Linked DNA regions of Homo sapiens: region 2 is linked to region 1. The links are chromatin contacts, found by Hi-C or POLR2A ChIA-PET in ENCODE. All regions are on one chromosome and are shown on one strand. Each heading gives the region's core, a stretch centred on a gene start or an enhancer-like site at or near the end of the contact. The rest is flanking DNA. Distances are from core to core; before and after follow the strand shown. Region 1 overlaps GPR55 (G protein-coupled receptor 55). Region 2 has its middle 18 kb from the start of GPR55.

Evidence for each region. A loop is a pair of places that touch in the nucleus more often than their neighbours do. ChIA-PET counts read pairs that join two places held with the same protein, here RNA polymerase II (POLR2A). Pooled maps may share reads with other maps.
Region 2: a loop to region 1 is called in a pooled map, with 4 times the contacts of the local background. The contact joins two enhancer-like sites. A Hi-C loop is called at or near these places in 2 of 168 maps with a recorded cell type or tissue (HepG2 and endothelial cell of hepatic sinusoid), 17 of 37 single-sample maps with no recorded cell type and 14 of 50 pooled maps. POLR2A ChIA-PET finds 5 or more read pairs at or near these places in 8 of 52 experiments (GM12878, H1, HEK293 and 5 more).

What each region holds. Positions count from the first base shown.
Region 1 is chr2:230,905,247-230,912,497 of GRCh38, forward strand. It overlaps GPR55 (G protein-coupled receptor 55), which reads right to left. Exons shown (of 2, transcript NM_005683.4): 2 at 2,082-5,850. The coding sequence starts at 5,716. The coding sequence ends at 4,757. Among named protein-coding and RNA genes, the nearest start is that of GPR55, 16 kb to the right of the region's middle. RefSeq lists enhancers at 3,206-4,405, 3,461-3,570, 3,581-3,700. Within about 2 kb of position 3,510, at least 3 of the 41 ENCODE cell types and tissues checked have a DNase peak (open chromatin) inside an H3K27ac peak, as active enhancers do.
Region 2 is chr2:230,939,576-230,946,826 of GRCh38, forward strand. It overlaps a transcript of GPR55 not described here. Among named protein-coding and RNA genes, the nearest start is that of GPR55, 18 kb to the left of the region's middle. RefSeq lists enhancers at 1-424, 425-964, 2,814-2,863, 3,794-4,003, 4,314-4,533 and 1 more. Within about 2 kb of position 3,761, at least 2 of the 41 ENCODE cell types and tissues checked have a DNase peak (open chromatin) inside an H3K27ac peak, as active enhancers do.

The DNA of each region.
Region 1 (7,251 bases), core at 2,260-4,759:
GGCACTGACTTGGGGAATCGGCTGTTTGGAAAATCTGGGTTTAGCCAGATCTAGTCAACTCTGGCACAACTTTCCTAAACTCTGTGTGGCCTCCACCGGCAAGCCGCTCCGAGACACCACTTGAACGAGAAACGCACACGTGTGTATGCATTCTCATCTGCACTACGCACAGCCCAAAGCCACCTACTGAGAAGAGAGGCTTTTTGGAGACATCTGTCTGCACCCTAAGCAGCCTTTGCATAACTGTGCTGGCCCCGGTGGAGATGCAGGTCCCCCCTGCAGGCAGCGTCTTTGTTACACTCACTCAGGCGTGGGCCTCCGGAATAAAGCTGTCATCTGAAGCCTCAAAAGTGAACCAGAGCCGCGTCTGGCTTTGAAGTGACAGTGCTTCTGATCCTACCTCACGAGACTTCAAAGCACAAAGGGCCACGTTTCTGTCGTGACTCATGGTTGAGGCACCATGTGGCCTTTTCTGCAACAGCTTTGCAAGGAGGTCATATCTTGCAGGCTCCTGGCCTGGGAGGGAGCGCTCAGGCCTGCAGTGGGGCAGAGGGACGTCTGTTTTGTCCTTCCACTTCAAGCTCCTGGAGTCCCTCTTGACCTGCTATCCACACCCCCTCAAATGGCTGTTCATGGCTCTGTGCCCTCGGCTCACTAGAGAAGCCAGCTCTGGGTGGAAAAAGCCAGTGGGGCCTGTGATGGTAGTTTCAGGGGAGTGCTCACCCAGAAAAGGCACCTTTGGCATGTCTTTGAGTCCTCTGTCCCCCCGCAGTGGTAAGGTTGTCAAGTGGTCCCTGCCAGCCTTTATTTGGCCCTGGAAAGTCGCTGTCCACAGTACAACTGACTCTTGAGGACAGTTGAAGGGTGGTCTGGCGTGGGCATCCCCACACAGCTCCTCCTGCTATGGGGATGTCCCCACCCTTGCCTCTTGACTGTTCTGCACGCCAGCCTCTCCTCACACCCACACAGTGGCTCTGCCCAATTTCTTTCCGCACTGGTCTATTAACTGAATCCTTTTTAACCTCTAGGAATCTCTACAACTGTTATCAGGCCTCAGTCATTTCAAGCACCTTTGCAATCTCCATCCCTTTGTGGTCTTGCTACAAGGGTGTTATCTTACGCTTCCAGAGGTCTTTGGTATCCTGTGGCAATTACATAGTATTAGTATCATGACTTTCAGCTTCCGAGGGTCCCCAGAGAGGTAACTCAAGAGGAATATAGTTGACAAATGCACCTTGTGAACTGACATTCTCCAAGTCAAATCCTCCCTGGGGCCAAGCGGAGGTGGTCACTATCCCTAGGGGACGTGGCCTACATGGGGGGTGGCTCCTAGATTAGTAGGAGATGGTTAGATGGAGCAAAGATGTCCCCCTTGGCCCTCAGCACCCACGCCATGATCAGCTGCGCTCGGGATTGTGGGGAACTCAGGACAGAGAGTGGCCCAGGCCAGAGCCTAGCAGGGCACAGCTTCTGGGAGCTCTCCAAAGGCTAGCAAAATTCACTGTGAAGTGCGGAAAAGAACCTAGGAGAATCCACCCTTGGAAAGTCGGATTCCCACCACAGGAGGTCAGAGAAGGGAGGGAAGGGCCACCGAGGAGGACCTCTAGAGACTGGCCCTGTGTCTTCAGCCCCTCAGTTCTTCAGCCCCTCAGTCGGTCAGCAGGTTTCTCATACTGGGCCCCCCACCCCTGTGTATGCAGAGAAGCCAGGGCCTGTAGAAGCAGCTGCAGTGTCACGGTGGCAGTGCGACAAGGTGGTGGTGGGACAAGGTGGCAAGGGCAGGGTGGGGTCGACTGCAGCCGAGTATGCGGGGTCTGTGTAGCCTGGCTGCTACCACAGAGAACCAAGCACCCGTGTGGATGTGGGGGAGTGGAAACTAGACCCCAAAGGGTCTGGCTCCTGGTCACCTGGACAGGCCCAGCTGTGCTCCTGAGCAGGGAGGGCCACTCCCTGCAGCCCCACACTTGGTGGCCAGGTGGCTGCTGAAGAGACCAAGATTGTTGGGTGACCTGGCAGGGGCCATCTGGGGCCTGCTCTTCTCCGGGTCCAGTAAGCTTAGTCCAAGACAAGGTCACAAGGCATCACATGAATCTATTTATTTGGCGAATCAGATTAATCAAGTCATTTTTTCCAAAGCTAACCGTCCGCCCCTCCTGTGCTGCTGGGCCCCACTGCTGATTATGGGCCAGCTTGGGTTGCAGCTATGTGGGTCCAAACTCTCGGCCCTCCTGCCGAGCAGCCGTAGTGGCCTGCAGCATGGACCTGTGCCCGCTCCCACAGACACGGGTCCCCACGGAGAAGAGGCCCTTCTTTCCACAGTGTTTTGGGATGGGTCAGGGGTCCCCAGGGCACACCCACAGGTCCATAGTTGTCACATCACACTGAGACTGCTGATACCCTCCAAGGACCTTCCTCTTACAGCCATGCAGCTCCTGGGTCCTGGCTCCCCTCCCCGTCCCTCCCTACATGATCAGGTCCTCTCAGCTGTCTAGAGCCCTTTCTGTCACCTGGAGAGAGTCATGCTGCACATAGATAAGATTTTATGTTTGAACATCGCTGGGGATGATAGTTGGTTAGGTCCACCCACCCTTGTCTCTTAGGAAGCCCATCTGGCCTTAAGCACATTGGTAGACCCAAGTGCACATGACGGGCATCACTCAACTCCACCAGGCAGGCTCCCAACTCCTCGTGCAGAGAAAGAAGTGGGAGGAGGGTGGTCACTAAATCCACCACCCGTAGACACTGACCCGAACCAGCCCCAAATGCCCCGTTGCATGTGAAAGTCTGGCTCCCTCAGAGTATCACGGGTGGGTCTCTGTCTAGGGTGGCCATGGGAGAGGGCAGCCTGCAGGCAAGGAGAGGAGTGTCTGGGGTTTGGGGCAGCCAGGCAGCCTTACCTCTGGGTCTGCAGAGCCTGACTCTGTGGCTGTGGTTCTTAGAGGCCCAGCTCAGGGGGCCTGAGCCTCCGATCCCTCTGGTCTGGTCTGGTCTGGTCTGGTCACTCCTCCACATCCACTTCCACCCCTTCATTGACGCTCTCTTCCTCACCCTTCCCTCCATCCACCTAGGAGGAGGTGTACAGGGTGCCACTTGAACACAGCAACAGCGGGAGCTGCTCCTGAGAAGGCGACTCCTGTCCGTCCATGGCTCTTAGGCCAGCTGGGAAAGCTCTCAGGCAGGAAGCAGCTCAGCCAGGTTCCCCACCCACCCTGCACTCCCTGCAGGCTTCAAGCCTAGGGCCACGGCTCAGCTTCCCCTCCTTTTCCTCTTCCTCTTCCTCCTCCTCCTCCCCACAGGTCCAGGTTTATCCAAATGCTTCTCTTCTTCCCCTCAGGTCACCACCCCTCCCAAGCCCTTCAGCCCCCACTGAGCCCAGATCCTACAAGTAGACCTCAGTTGCTTTTCCTCCTGAAGACCTTGCTCACATGAAGTCTCATCAGTTACTCCTCATCCCACTCGCTCTGTCATGCAAAACCACCCCACAATGGATCCTTCTCATCATTTCACTCTCCGGAGCAGCTGAGTCATTGGGAGGCTTCCGCTGTCACTTGCACTCCTCCTCCAGATCCGTTGAGAAGCCATCCAGGCGTGACTCAATTGTTTACAGTTTCCTGGGACCAGCAGGGACCCCCCCTTGCCTTCTTTCTCAAGGCCACACCCTTGTGCCTAGCTGCCTCATCTCCCTCCCAGCTGCCAGGGAGGGACGGCTCCATGGGCAGTGCCACGGGTGCCAGCTGCCCAGCCAGGATGCAGGTGAGTAAGACAGCACCTCCTCCACCCTCCTATGGTGGAACCAAGGCAGGCCTGATTCTTTGCCATTGTTTTCAAGGAAGCTAGCTGTAATGAGCAACTTCCCAGTCTGTTTAAGATAGAAAGCAGGTCGGGGTCTCCCCGCTCCCAGGCCGTCTCTCACTGTCTCTCTTCACCCTGGGCCAGCACCAACACTCCGTGCTGTGGACACCCTGATGGTGATAGGGGAGGGGCTGTGTGCTTCCAGCCCTGGGCCTGTCTTCTTCCTTCCCCAGAAGTGTCCTTTCCTCTCCCCCCTCATGGCTCTTGGATGTCATCAACACCCCACTCAGTCATTTTGCAGTCTTCTCACGGGCACGGAAAGGTGTGGCTGGCTTCCTTCACCTTTCTGAGGCTCACTGGAAACTTGGGGTGATCCATGCTACTTGCCCAGCCCCAACACCACCCCTTCTTGCTGTCATCTCAGTGAGGCTTTTGGCAACACAGTTCCAGAAGGGACTGGAAAATGCAAGTCTGCTCTGTTCTGGGACACCCAAACTAAAAAGGGACTTCACTCATCCCTACCACCCCACCTCTGCCCAAGACACTCTCCCCAATAACTGACTCTCTTGGCTCCCTCCTTTACCTCTTTTCTCTCTCTCTCTTTCTTTCCAGAACCTCCCAGTCGAACAGGAAAATGGGGAGAGTTGGAAACAGCCTTGTTGACATGGTCTCATTCTCTTTCTCAATTCTTCTGCTCTATAGTTTTTGGACTTAGAAATCAGTAATTCACCTGGTCTGTGGGTTCTTCAGAGATCCCTGAACACTGGGTGGTATAAGCTGTCTGGGCAGTGGAAAAAAGGTCTTTGGGGTATAATGAGCAAAGCTGGCACTCAATGGGCATCAAAGGGAAGCACATCAGTGAAGATGGTGCGGATCATCCCACCACATCAAAACCCTGGAACGCGATATCCGTTACCAGAATTCAGGGCCAGGGCTTTCTTCCCCTGAACAGGATGTCCTTCCGTTAGCCCCGGGAGATCGTGGTGTCCTGCAGGACCAGCTGGACCCTGGAAGGCCGGTGGGCCCTGATGTTCATGCGGAATTCTTTGATGACAAAGTAGTAGCAGAAAACATCCAGGCAGCAGTTGACGTTGGAGAAACACATGGACAATTGCAAGAAGAAGCTGATGCTCTGCTTGGCTCTGCACTCTACGATAAAGCTGTTTCTCACCAGGAACTGCAGGAAGAACCCCAGGTGGACTGGGAGGAAGGAGACCACGAAGACAGCCAGGCTGGCTGCGATGCTGTAGATGCAGGCTTTCTGCTGCACCCAGTCCTGGGTGTGGTCTCGGCGGCCCAGCAGGATGTGGATGCTCCTGGAGCAGCAGAAGCCCATGATGCCCATGGGAAGGAGGAAGCCAAACACCTCCAGCGGGAAGAAGACCTTGGCGCTCCAGGTATCATCAGACATGTTGTGGAAGCACATGTATTTTTCCACTTTCCCATGGAAACTGTAGATAGGGATGCTTCCGGTCCACACCAGGACCCAGATGGTGCAGCAGATCCCAAAGATCTTCCTGGGGGACCGGAGGTGGCTCACCAGTAGCGGGTAACGGATGGCCAAGAACCGGTCCATGCTGATGAAGCAGATGGTGAAGACGCTTCCGTACATGCTGACGAAGTAAAGGCACTCCACCAGGGTGCACAGGGACGGGAAGGGGGACTGTACCTGGGACAGGACCATCTTGAATGGGAGGGAGAGCACCAGCAGCAGGTCAAAGACTGCCAGGTTGATCATGTAGATGGAGGTGGCAGCATAATCGGGCCACCTGTTCTTAAGGAAGGTGCTGAAGCCATGGATGGCCAGCAGGTTGAGGAGCAGGCCCAGGACGAAGGTGGGGATGTGGACTGCAAACTGTAGGGTTTTCATCAGCTCGTTGACACCGTCAAACAGGCAGTCCCCACTGGTGTTTTGCTGACTCATGTTTCTTCCTACAACACCAACAGATCAGACGGGGCTCCTTTCACTCTCTTGAAGTGATGGATTCAAATGACTTTGTCAAGAATCACAAACACCTCCCCAGCATCACACAGCAATTCATGCCCATTGAATCACAACTAGAACACAGAAAAGAAAAATTACCTTTAATCCTGCTGCCCAGATGCAACCACTGTTACTTTTTGTGTATATCATTCCAGACTCGCTTTCTCACTCTCTTTCTACCATACACACATTTTTCTTTGACAAATATAGAACCTGCTGTGCATGGACATCTGTCTTTTAAATCAGAACTCCTTTTGTTGAAAGAAGTAACAGCACATACCCAGACCCAAACAGGCTGAAGCAAAGAGACAGTTTCACATAATGGAAAACATGAAAACTAGGGTAGGGCTGACTTCAGGAGCAGCTGGATCAGGGATTCAAATGCTGTTTCCAGGACTCAGCTCCTTTTGTCTCCTTTGTCCTCCTCCCACCCACTTTCCTGATGGTTGGACACAGTCAACCTGCAACCAGGGATGATTGACACCAGAGCGTTGCATTCCCCTGGACACAGTAGCTGGTTAGTTCATTGGTTCAGGGACAGATATTTGACTCTCCAAGAAGCCATGATAATCAACACAACTTTTGCTTGGGTTTCCAGGCAGAGGGTTGGAGTCCCTTGTCAGGGATTCATAGTTGCCAAGATATAAGGTCTGCAGCTGCTGCAGCCTCTTGTACCCCAAAGAGAAAACCAGACAGAAAATGGAGAGATATGGGAGAAATGGCATTCCCAGAAGGAATGGAGCGGGGCCCTGAGGTCTCCACAGGGCAAGGAAAGGCCTTTTGTCGGGCAGAAAATTAGAAGTGGCCTCAGGGACGGGAGGACCAAGGCTGCAGGTGTGGTTGCACAGGGGTGTGGTCCGAGCCTGGTCAATTTGGGGTGAGGGGGTGAGTGCCATTGTGGGGTTCTGCATCAAGGTATGTAGCCCTGGAGCAGGAAAAAACCAAGTGTTCAATCCAGGCATCCAGAACCAGGTTGCTAGAAGGACTCAAATACGACCCAACTTCCACCCTCTCCCCACTTGCCCGCCTCTGCCCACCTCCCTGCTCCCTCCTTTCTCACCCACTCTTCCCTCTCCCCACATGTGAGGCCATGCTGCTGGTGTACTTGACTTGGACTGGCCTTAGACATGGAATGTGCCACATTCACTAGAGCACAGGGGCATGGCATGGAAAGGACATTTATGCCTGGCATCTTCCTTAACCACTTCGGCAGAAAGCAGCTGGGTGAGCAAGTGCGGCCAGGTCCTGCCGTGAGACCCACCTTCCTGTGCCTCTCCCACCTCCCATGACTTCCTGGCTAGCAGGTGCTGAGATCCCAAGATATCGATGTATCAGGGAGGAGACATCAGCATGGACTCCCACCAGAGAATCCCATACTAGTGACCACTGCAGCTATTTATTTTTATTTTTATTTTTATTGTTTTTGAGATGGAGTCTCACTCTGTCACCCAGGCTGGAGTGCAGTGGCACAATCT
Region 2 (7,251 bases), core at 2,511-5,010, 35 kb after region 1:
GGGAGTCTTCTAGAGCACCTGAGCAGGAGGCCAGAGGATTCACAACCCCTAAGGAAAGGTGTCTGTGGGTCTCTGGCAATAACAGGGCCGTGTCCATGTAACACTGGAGAAGGGGGAGAGCCTGGCGTGCAGGCCAGTGCTTGCTCTAAAGGGAACAAGGAGCCCGGGTAGAACCAGGTGAGGAGATAGTGTGGAAGTTGAACGGCCAGCCGGCATCCCCAGGCACGATGGGTGGAGGAAGTCCTTGTTTCGGGAGGAAGCCAGTGCCACCATCCCTCCCCACCCAGGGGCAAGCAGGCTGCAGCGGGGAGAGACAGTCACAGGCTGAAGAGACATCATACCCCTGGGAGACAGGGGTGTGTTGGCGGGGGCGGGGACAGCTAATCCTCCCACCCCAGGCATCTCCTTGGCCTGCCACTGCCACCCCCAGTAGGCCCAAAGTGTCCTGCCAGGCACCAGAAAGAGCCAGTCCTCCCATCCCTGAGCTACGTGGCCCCCCTGGAGTCCTGCGATGCTGGGACCTGAAGGGTGGATGCAAATGGCTTGGGGCAGCTACAGCCTCCCAGGGGCAGGCGGGAGGCCCTTCAGCCTGCACCTGGACCAGAGCCCAGCAGCCAGATGGAGAAAGCGAGGAAGGGGGCTAACCGCTCATGGGGTCTCAGTGGGGGCGGCGCTTACACAGCCACCTCCCTCCTGGCACCCACCCTTGGCATTAAAATTCAGAGCTCAAGGCTGGGGTTTCCTGACAGGCTGCGTTCTCTTCATAATCATCTGCAGATTCAAGGCCATCAGTGGGAGGGGTCCAGGCTCCCCAGGCCCAAAACTGCTGTGAATTCTGAAGCAGCCCCCTGAAGATAGTGGAAGGTGTCTCCAGAGCATGAACTCGTCCTGCAGGAAGGCGCTTATCAAGACTGAGAAGTCTGCAGGGGCCGAAGACAGCGTCATTCTGGACCCTGACACACACCAGGCTGTGCTTAGGGAGGAGCCAGTCCACACTGTGCCTCCTTAGAGTGGGCAGCACCCTGTGCCCTGTTTGTGAGCTCTCAGGGGTCACTGGGCCAGGATTCACAGCACCTGCCTCCCTGGGGGCCCATGCTGCTGCTGGGTGGCCGCCTCGCCCCAGCTGGGCAGGTCGAAGAGTATGAAAGTGCTGCCTGCGTTTCTGGCCAGTCCAGGCTTTCCTTGCCTGCCCTGGGTGGGAAACGGGAGTATCCCTGGCTGCACCGGGGCCTGCAGGGAGGAATTAAGAAGGGGTTGGAGACCAGGCATGGTGGCTCATGCCTGTAATCCCAACAATTTGGGAGGCCAAGGCGGGTGGATTGCCTGAGCTCAGGAGTTCTAGACCAGCCTGGGCAATACGGTGAAACCCCATCTCTATTAAAATACAAAAAATTAGCCGGACGTGGCGGTGTGCACTTGTAGTCCCAGCTACTCAGGAGTCTGAGGCAGGAGAATTGCTTGAACCCAGGAGGCGGAGGTTGCAGTGAGCCAAGATGGCACCACTGCACTCCAGCCCGGGCGACAGAGCAAGACTCCATCTCCAGAAAAAAAAAAGAAAAGAAGGGGTTGGAGGGCCTGATGCCTGGGTGCCTCCAGGCTCAGAGAGAACCCTCTAGATGCTCTGTCCAGCACCCCACAGGAGCCCACGGCCACTCCCAGGGAGGCTGCAGGAGTGCGGTCCTGACCTGGCTGGCTGCTGGTGGCCAGCGCAGCTGCCCTCTGAGTGCCCAGAGTCCACAGTGAGCAGGGCCCTTTGCTGGAAGAAAGACAAGCACCAGAAGTCCCCCAGACTGAGCATAGCATTTGAACCTGAACCCAGGGTGGTATCCTGGGGGGCCTGCCCCCGCTCCCAGACCCAGGACGCTCAACCTGGGCTCTCCCATGGCCACATGTGTTTCTGCCTCCTCTGCCATGGTGAGCTGTGTGCCCACCACTTCCCACACTCGGTCTCCTGGCCTTCCCTCCCTGGGACCACCACCTACCACCTCGTGACTTTCCTATTTGCGATGCCGTCACCAAGCAGAGCTGGACTGTGGCTGGAGGAAGCTCAGGGACAAATGAGGTCCCAGTCTCATCTCTGGCTCTGGGTCACATCCGCAGTGACTCCCTGTCCTTCAGGTCTCAGGTTGAACGTCACTCCCCCAGGGAGGCCTTCCCTGATCTCCAGCTCAACTCGGGGTCCCCTTTATCAGCTCATGTCATGCCTTCATCTTCCTCCAAAAGTTGTGCTTTTTAAATATCTTAAACATTAAAATATTTCAAGTATTTGTTTGATATCTATTTGCATCTTACATTGTAAGATCTAAGGGATCCTGTCTGCTCTCTTTAAGAAATATTTGATGAGTTATTGACTGATCATTGAGAGATGGCCCTTTGTTCTCCAGCCCAGGGGTCCTGGACATTCTGGGATCCAGAGTGCAGGGGAGCCTGATGCCCGGGGTAGTGGCCCCCTCTGAGCTACCCTCCCTGTGATGGGGGCTATACTGGGCCTTTTCTTTTCTGAGCAATTTCAGAAAACATTTTGAGATTAAAGTGAATGTGACACAGACCAGAAGGGGCAGGAAGGACACTGTCAGAACCAACAGAACAGCAAGAATACGTTCAGAGGGGCCACCCCCACACTCACACTCCAGGGCTGGGCAGACCCCTGAGAATGCCAGAAGATCACAGAAAGGGGGCCCAGGACAGAGGCAAGGGCCTGCCTCCTTCTTCTGCCTCCTTCTCCTGCCTCAGCCGGGCCTCCTGGCCCTGCCTCCCTCAGGGAGTGTCCCCAGCAGAGCAGCTGAGAGAGAGAATTACTTAGTCCTCAGGGGCAGGAGTCCCAGACCAACCCCACAAGGGACCCAGCCACTGCCCTCCAGCCTCCATTCCCCACTCAGGCCCCCAGGACGTTTTGCAGGAAGGGCCAATGGAGGGCAGGTGGAAGAGGCAGGTGTGGGGGGAGAGCGGCAGGGGGCAGTAGAGCATCTGCCCTGGTGGCTGGAGGCCAGAGAAAGGCCAAAAGGGAGGTCAATGGCACAGGAGGAGTGAAGAGCAGAGAGGGAGGCCAAGCCAAAAGAGCAGAGGGAGGGTGGGCCATGGGGGAAGGGACTTCAGGGGGCTGCAGGGTGGCAGGGTCCAAAGGCCAGGGGCAGCCAGTGGGAGATGGGAGCTTGGCTGTTTGAGAAGGGCCCGATGGGGAGGGTGGGCACCAGACCCAGAAGAAGGAACCCCCCACTCTCCACCCCCACCCCCATCCACAAGAATGGGGTAAGGGGGAAGAGACACGGAAGGGGCAGGAGAAGGGGCAGGCTAGGGAGAGCTGGGTGAAAGCAGACCAATTTTTCCTTCATCATTGCCAATGAACAGAGTGAGAGCACGACCCTGGGGCTCTGAAGTCAGAGTTCCATCCTGCTTCTGTTCCCCTAGGATTTGTCCTTGTGACCTGAAGAGAAGAGAAGAGAAGAGAAGAGGAGAGAAGAGACGAGAAGAGGAGAGAGGAGGGAGAGAGAAAAGAGAGAGAGAGGAGAGAAAGAGAGAGAGAGGAGAGAAAGAGAGAGAGAGGAGAGAGAGAGCGCTCTCTGTAGCACAACTGTGCCCATTGTAGAGAGGTGGAAACTGAGGCCCCAGCAGAGGCCATCCCGGGCAGTGCTTGGACTAGAGCCAGGTCAAGGCCCATCTACATCCGGAGCCATCCCCTGTTAGCAGGACAGCATCCTGGCTGGCTCCCCGCCCCCAGACTGCCCGAGAGCTTGGCTGGCTATTGCCTTCCAGAGCAGCCCCTCCTTCCTGTGCACCTCCTCTCCTCTCCCACTAGCCAGCCCCTCCGTGGAGGGCCAAGAAGCCCAGCCAGCCCTGGGCATGGGTGCTAAGAGATGTCTGGGCTCAGGAATTTCCTGGCAGGAGCAGCAGTGCCCATGTTTGTCTCCGGGCATCCCCAGCTGGGGGGCCAAGCAAGAGAGGCAACAATGCCAGAGTAGGTCACGGAGCAAGAGCCTGGAGAGCTAAGAGCTATCCCCGTCCAGGGTCTGATGGAGTTTGGGTGTTGTCCCCTCTAAATCTCATGTTGAACTGTCATCCCCAGTGCTGGAGGCGGGGCCTGGTGGAGGGGGTTGGATCATGGGGGTGGATTTCCCATGAATGATCTTGCGCCCTCCCCTTGGTGCTGTCCTCTCAGCAGCGAGTTCCTTCTTGCGAGATCTGGCTGTTTGAAAGTGTGCGGCACCTCCCCACCCCTCCTCTGCTCCCACTCTGGCCATGTGAGATGCCGCTTCCTCTTCGCCTTCTGCCAAAATTGCAAGCAAGGTCTCATCAGAAGCAGGGCAGATGCCGGCACCACACTTCATATAAAGTCTACAGAACAGTGAGCCAATTAAACCTCTTTTCTTTATAAATTATCCAGCCTCAGGTATTTCTTTATAGCAACATAAGAATGGCCTAACACAGGGTCTGTCTTAGGAAGGGGCCCTCGGGCTGTCCCTCTTCTCCCTGGCCCTAGCCCAGGAGGAGGACCAGCAAGAGTAGTGAAGTGAGAAGCCTCTCCATGAAGATGCCTTCTGCCATTCATTACACACACAACAGCATCTTGGTCCCAGATGCCGGGTCCCAGAGAGGACCTCAAGGAGACTTCCCAGGAAATTACCCACCACTGGACATTGGACAGGGCAAAGCTGTGGTGTGGAAAGGGGCAAATCCACATCCCTCCAACGTGTGCCCACATGACTGTCCCGGGGGCTTCCATGAGCTTGATGACCCAGAAGCTATGGTCCTGCACACGTGAGTCTGTGACCTGACAGCTGTGCCTGCTTCACCAGTGTAGAGACTTGGATCCCCAGGCAAACCCCAGAAGTGTGGAAGGGAAGGGGAGAAAGCCTGTGGAGGGAGGTGGAGGAGCCGTGGTTTCCAGTAACCATCGCTGGTTAGTTCAGAGGGAAATGTCCACAACAGAGATGACTGTGACACCCGGCACAAGATTTAATTCTCAGAGTGAAAACGAGAATGCCGTGTCTCTGGGAGCCCCCGGAGAATGACTCAACAGTGACGTCCTACAGCATGATTTGCTTTAACTGAAGGTGAAGAGAATCTTTCAGGAGTGGAGAGAATATAACTGAATGCTTTGTCACAAATTTACTTTGATCTCATGTACCCCGTAAATACAGACACCTACTATGTACCAGAAAAATTAAAAATAAAAATAACAAATTCACATTCCGCTTGTTCATCCTGATTCTTCAGGCCTGGCCACGGTATCAAAGACAAGGAAGGCCCATTGCCTGCCCTCATGCTGGTTGTTCAGCCCTCCAAGAATCATTCTTGATGCCCTGCAAATACCAGGCGCTGCGCTAGGCCCTGCAGATGCGACAACGAACGTAGATGCTGTCCCAGCCACCCACACTCGCTGCCGGGGGAAGAACCAGGTAAGGTTCCCGCACATCGCCCTCCATGAAGCAGGAGCAGGAGCCTCACTGCGGGGCTGGGAGCTGCCTTCCTTCCTCCCACCAGCCTCTAGGGGAAGGATTTGTGTCTGCTGGCCCTCCTCGGTAGTAACAAATTCTGGTGGTGGACAAAGCAGATAGAAGACTACAGAAGACAGACAGGCTAAGGTGATCTGCGCAAAAAGATGGCGGCGGGGGAGAGGAAAGGCAATTCCCAGAATGAAGCGGGGACGTGGGTGGCGAGTGTGTGGTTGGGATTTGAGGTGGAAAGAGGCTGAGAGAGGACTGAGTTCCGGGAGGCAGCTGCCTCCTGCATGGAGGCCTTTCCAAGGGCAAGCGCTGGATAGAGGATTCCAATTATTTGCTGTGCATTGAGAATGCACTCCCAATGACCCAGTTTTTCCAACAAATCAATGACATGAAAAGGAAAGGGGAAAAAAAAAGGGGTGACTTGGAAAGAATGCAACCCGCGCCCTTATTTGAGCCCTGATTTGAACAAACCAGCCATAAAAAGACAGTTTTGACACAATGGAGGAATCTGAATATGGATTTCGTGGTGGACGATATTACAGATTCACTTTTTGTTGTTGTTGTTGTTTTTGAGACGGAGTCTCGCTCTGTCGCCCAGGCTGGAGTGCAGTGGCACTATCTCGGCTCACTGCAAGCTCCACCTCCCGGGTTCACGCCATTCTCCTTCCTCAGCCTCCCAAGTAGCTGGGACTACAGGCAGGTACCACCACACCTGGTTCACTTTTTGTATTTTTTGTAGAGACGGGGTTTCACCGTGTTAGCCAGGATGGTCTCGATCTACTGACCTCGTGATCCGTCCGCCTCGCCTCCCAAAGTGCTGGGATTACAGGGCTGAGCCACCACGCCCGGTCTACAGATTGACTTTTAATTGTGTTAGCTAAGATAATGGCATGGTAGTTGCATTAAAAAGTGTCCTTTTTATTCACAATAACCAAGATAGGGAAACAGCCTAAGTGTCCATCAGTGGATGAATGGATTAAAAACATATACACAATGAAATATTATTTAGCCATTAAAAAAGGGAATCTTGTCATTTGTGACAACATAAATGAACCCAGAGGGCATCATGCTCAGTGAAATAAGCCAGACTCAGAAAGACACATACTGCATGACCTCACTTATATGTGGAATTTAAAGAAGTCAAAACTCACAGAAGCAGGAAATAGGATGGGAGTTGCCAGGGGCTGGAGGGCTAGGGAGGGTGTGGAAGGGGGAGATGTTGGTCAAAGGTGTTTCAGTTAAGAGGAATACGTTCTGGAGATCTATTGTATATAATAGCATGGTGACTGTAGTTAATAGTTCTGTATTGTAAACTTGGAAATTGCTACAAGAGTAAATTTGAAATGTTCTCACCACACACACACAAAAAAGATAACTGTGTGATCGATGGATGTGTTCATTAGCTTGATTTAATCATTTCCCAGTGTATACATATATCAAAATTTCACACTGTTCATCATTCACATATCCAATTTTTGTCACGTGTACCTTAACAAAGCTGAGGACCGGAGAGTGTGGAGAAAAAAGTGTCCTCATCAGAAGAGATGCACCCTGTAGTATTAGGCCAAGATGCCACGAGGTCAGTGTAAGTGGTGGAGGGTAGAGATCAATGAACTAGAGATCAGTGAAATGACGCTGGCAGAAGCTGATGGTTGTGGAAGCAGGGTGTCCCAGTAGCATGGGACAAGTTCCCACTGCAGCCCACACCTGGACCAGGCCATAGCTGGGGCCAAGTTTCCACTCTGGCAGAGCTGGAAGAAAGCAGGCCCAGCCCATCAGACCTTTTAGGGACCTCCAGGGCCTAACT